2 separate regions of the Homo sapiens genome follow, and region 1 is linked to region 2. Evidence: chromatin loops called from intact Hi-C (ENCODE). Cell type or tissue: PC-9. All regions are shown on one strand.

The links. Peaks named below come from ENCODE experiments on the same cell type or tissue, not always from the same donor. Only the 100,000 strongest peaks of a DNase experiment are listed, where the experiment ranks them.
Region 1: a loop joins it to region 2, with 2.7 times the contacts of the local background. A loop is called at or near these places in 47 of 110 quality-filtered maps.

The regions. Positions count from the first base shown.
Region 1 is chr12:122,983,928-122,986,427 of GRCh38, forward strand. It overlaps PITPNM2 (phosphatidylinositol transfer protein membrane associated 2), which reads right to left. Exons shown (of 26, transcript NM_020845.3): 26 at 1-2,423. The coding sequence ends at 2,100. Among named protein-coding and RNA genes, the nearest start is that of ARL6IP4, 4.5 kb to the left of the region's middle. In PC-9, no CTCF peak of the experiment used is centred here; no DNase peak of the experiment used is centred here.
Region 2 is chr12:123,161,925-123,164,424 of GRCh38, forward strand. MPHOSPH9 (M-phase phosphoprotein 9) reads right to left here. Exons shown (of 24, transcript NM_022782.4): 19 at 2,026-2,166; 20 at 1,090-1,210; 21 at 191-294. Among named protein-coding and RNA genes, the nearest start is that of PITPNM2, 12 kb to the left of the region's middle. In PC-9, no CTCF peak of the experiment used is centred here; a DNase peak (open chromatin) is centred at 1,557; H3K27ac peaks cover 1,585 bases.

The DNA of each region.
Region 1 (2,500 bases), 180 kb before region 2:
CCCTCTCTTAGTTTCAGAAAGACTGGTACTTCCTCAAGAGGAGAATGTGCCAAAAGGAATCTGAAGGGAGGTGGAAAGCAGACCTGGATACAGAAGAGACTTCCCATGGGGGGGCAGGCTGCCCACCTTGCCATCTATGGCTGAGGGCCGCTGGGAGAGCCCCAGGGGACTATTGCTGTTGTCCTTGGCATGGCTGGCGGCTGGGCAGGCAGGCGGGGAGTGAGGAGCCGTGGGGGAGCTGCCCCCCTGGGGAGAGGCTGAGCCCACTGCCCACAGGGCCTCCCGGCCTTTATTGCAGGAGGGCCCGAGACTCTTCCAGGTGCTTCTCTGGATGGCTGGTCTCCCAGGCAGCAGGCAAGACAGGATAAGGTGGGGCCAAGAGAGGAGGAGGCACTGGCCACAGGGCCCCTGACAGGGGCTGTGATTGTCGGGCCAAGCAACTTCCTGCTGGGAGCAGGGGGGTCAGATATTGCACTTTCACTGCAACAGTTACATGAAAACTTGGTCCATAAAATAATCGTTGCTTTATACATAATGCCTGAAACAACAAAAAGCTACATCTTAAATATGAATAAACCCTGAAGGTTCCATCCCTCCAGACTTTTTTCTCTGCACAAAATAAATAGCTTTCACTCTGTATAGACCCACTTTTGCAGAACATTTACACGACCCTTTGGCTGTACATATCTACACACGGGAAAAAGTTAACATCACTCTGTGCACCTCCCCAGCCCGGTCCATGCGTCCCAACACCAGACCCAGGTCGGCCGTAGCTTCTCGGGGACAGAGCCTGGTCGCTGGACAAAGGCCGAGGCCAGGCAGGCTCTCCCACTTCCGGGAAAGCCGAGGAGCAGCAGAGGGGCCGCCGGAGCTGGCCGTTGAGCGCCACAGCCAAGGTCACGCTTGGTGCTGGGGAGAGAGGGCAGACGGTCAGACCCAGCGTGCAGGACAGCATGGTCCTTGTTCAGGCGAGAAATGAAGTCATGGCTGCCTGCCCTGAAGCTGACAAAGCAAGTTGTGGCTTCTTAGATTCGGCATGAAAACGGAATTGGCATTAAAAAAACCGAAGTGTGTGCCCCACCCACCCCAGAGTAGAAATTCAGTGGGATTGCCGGGGCCAGGTGAGGCAAGGAGCCCATGCCTCGCTAAGTGGGCAGGAGCAGGGCCCACGGGACCCAGAACCAGGCTGGACTCCGTCACAGTGCTGGGTGTTTTCAGTGTGGAGGGGCTGCTCTCAGTACTGAAAGAGTTAAGAAAAGGAAGCAGCCAAGGATTGCTCGTTTAAAAAAACCTCATAGAAATCAGATTGAGAAGTAGAAAGGCGTAGAAACGTGGGCGGGCGGCCTTGACTGATGGCAGGGAGCGGAAGAGGCGGCCAGGCCCGTCCAGCCCGTGGCCTGAGGCTGGAAACAACACTGGCCTGGGCTCCAGGCGGGGCAGGCAGACAGGTGGGCAGGGTCCGGGGTGCAGAAATTAAGATACAGCCTTTCTCTCCTGCTTGCACGAGGCTCTGCCGCACTGGAGCCTTCAGTGTGGTTGTAGGTCCTGGGTCAGCAGGTACTGAGTTTCATGCATGTCAACGGGGCTGTAGCCATAGGAGGTGGTAATGGGTCTCCGCTCTCAAAAATCAGTGCAAAACCAGTGAGGTTGAACAGTTGAGAAACTCGAGTTAACAAGATGCAGGCTGGACCCCTGTTGGAGCTGCTACCAAATGGGAGGGGACCTGGGAGTGAGGGTGGCCAGTGGATGGGGAGGTGGCAGGCTGCGCCTGGGCCCACACCTGGCACCAGGACACTTGGAGATCCACACAGGGCAAAATGTCTGGGAGAACCTCCCGGGCCAGTCTGAGTGGGAGGTTCTGGTCCCTCTGCCATCCTGGGGCTGGTGGTCCCTGCCAGCTTCCATGACAAGCCGGACCCGTCAGGCCCGAGGACGTGAGGCAGGGCAGGGAGCACTGTGTGGTGCGGCCCGTGTCCTCCACAAGGCCCTGGGACAATCTCCCAGGCCCACGTCAGTGCGTGTGCCCAGGCCAGGCCTCCTGGCGGGGCTGGCCACCCTGGCCTAGCACCATGGAGACCCCGCGCTGCACTCACGGTGCCCTACTTGGGGCCCGCGGCTGCCCCCGGCTCCAGGCGGCCAGTCATGGCGCGGCCCCAGCAGCCGGCCGCCACACTCATGCTGCGCTGGCCCCGCTGCTCGCCATCCGCCTGGCTCTGTGTCCGCTCGTGCCGGTGGCTGGGCCCGCTGGGCTGGGCCGAGATGGTGCGAAGCAGGTGGTTCCGGGAGCGCAGAAAGTCGCCCTGGCCGGGCAGGCCGAAGCTGCCCTTGCGCAGCGCCATGCGGGTGGCCGTGTTGCGAGCGGGCCGCGCCCGGTGGCTGTACTTCAGCTGCGCCAGGTGGGCCGCGTAGCCATCCGTGATGAACTGCGGGGTCAGTGAGGACGGCTGTCACAGGCTGGGGCTCCCCGAGCTGCCCGCCTGCACCCGCCCCCACAATGCGC
Region 2 (2,500 bases):
CCCAACTTTTCAATGAGGATAACAACATTGACATAACAACACGTAGCATCATGAGTGCTTAGTTTCAGACGCCCTTGAGTGGGAAAATATTTAAGTGCAAGATATTATAATATTTAGAACACTGAGAGATACCAGAATCTCAAAAAATGAATGATTAAAACCATAACTAATATTTTTTAGGAAAAGATACCTTCCGAGTCATCTAGAGGAAGAAACTGGAGTTGCTTTCTTGGATTGGTACGTTGTAATGTAGACACAGGAACAGTATCTAAATCATCCAAAAGTATATCAAATCTATTGAATGAAGCAAGTTACTTGTGAGAAAAAAAATGTTAACTGATTTTCCCTATCTCCACTACAAAGATGAGCTGGCATCCAGCTAACTCACATATTTATGTATTTTCTTAAAAGAAAGCTGGTTATGTAATTGTCTAAAACTGAAATTTATTTCTATTTTCTAACAAAATTGTATTTACAAACTAAAGACTTAAAACACTTACCCATACATTATCTCATTTGATATTTATAAAAACCTTATGAAATAAGCAGGGTAGTTATTATTATCCCCGTTTTATAGAAGAGGAAACTGAGGTTCAATGTGCTTAACTCATCTCCGCAAGAGCCTGACAGAGTTGGGTCTGGAACCAAGAAGCAACATCCCTCCCCGCTAATAGCACACACAGCTGCCCACACTTCGGAGGGGACAGATTCTCAGCAGCACAGGTAAACATGCATTTGGTGCCAGGGCCATACCAGTAAAGCCCACTTTCCTGTACAAATGGCCCAAAAGTTTTCCCGTATCATAAACCTTTTCAGGAAAACAAAGAACTATCATTCTACATACAAAAGCTGACAGGGGTGCTGAGGTGATAATTTAAAATCTAGTAGTAGCAAGTTTACATAGTTAAAAACTGTGTTCATTGTACTGCAGTACTTTAGTTGTAGTATGACATTCACTTATGATTTAAATGAAATTCACAGAGTTCCCACTGGTAACTGAAAAATTAGTGATAGCTAGAGACATAAGTCAACATTTAGAAAAAAATCACTAATATAGTAAACTTTATTCTACAATTTTAGAGAACTTACCGAATTGGACTGCTCTCATTTTTGCTAAGCAGATGACTAAATCCTGGGGACAAGTTTTCTTTAGGGGATCGCTTTGGACTATAAGCCACAGTCACTGGTGTTAGCATAATCTCTCTTTTTGCTATAGAAGAAAATGAAGAGGAAATATTCTTTTCCTTCTATATGTATCAGCATAACAGTTTCTTATTCAGTATTTTTTTTCTAATTTTGAAAGGAATATAATTTCAACGTAAAACTTTGAGAGAGAAATAAGAGTGTACAAAAAAATAAAATCACTCATAATCCTAACACCTAGAGGTAACCACTGTAACACTGTAGTATATCAGACAGTACTTTCAGCACTCTGACTCAAAACTGGTTTTTCAGGATTTTAGAAGTCGACTGGAAATAAGATGGAAACAGCAGTACACTACTGAACATTCCTATAACACAATAATAAGAATCTCCTCAGCTGGTGTGAAAACGGAAATTCAGGACAGGAATTCAATGCTTCAACTTTAAAACCAACCTGTTATTGGCTAAAGAAAAATGGTGACTAATGCTAAGTACTTGAGATCAAATACATAAGAAGTATATTTGAGACTAGCTTGGATTAATTTGATTGAATTAATGTTTGGATAGCTGGCATTTTTAAGTATTAGTTGCAAACAATTTAGTGGACACAATAAATTATTAGTATTAGTTGTAAACAATTTACTGGACACAATAAAAAATCTCACTTTAATAAACAGATTTCTTCATTTACATTTGTAGTATCTATGTGATCAGACAATTTTATTTATGAACAAGATCTTATTTAGGGGTCCTCTGCTCAGAGTACTCTACTAGGTGCTGAGGATACAAGAGAAACCAGAAACAGGCAAGCAGCGGGCACAAATAGATTTGACTCAGAGATCACGCTTTTGAACCCAAGAGATGTACACATCTAACTCTTACTTGGAGTACTTGATTTACGATTTGAAGGTGGTAAAGATGATGATCTCTGTGAGGCCGAATTAAGTCTCTTTTGTCTCTGTTGGGCACACTTTTCTGGAGAACGACTTGCATTAACTGAAGTTTCAGTTTGCCGAGGATTTACTACAGCAGACCAAAAAAAAGCAAAACAAAAAACAAATCAAAACAAGCCTACGCTTCAGTTATCCACCTTTATTAACAGGTGGTTACACATGGTTACACACCAAGCCCCACAGCTTAGGTTCTGCTCAAAGCATTTATTCTCACCAGCTAGGTTATAGTGACTATTTGCAAATGCACCACATTATAATGATAAAAAATGCTTGATGAAGAAAAATATGGGAGTTTATAATGAATTCATTCTGGCTCCCTGTTTACAATCGGCATTCAAGGTGATTTTCAAGAGGGTTATTTTTAGAAAGCAGGTTACTAATTTATTTACTAAGAGACACTGCTT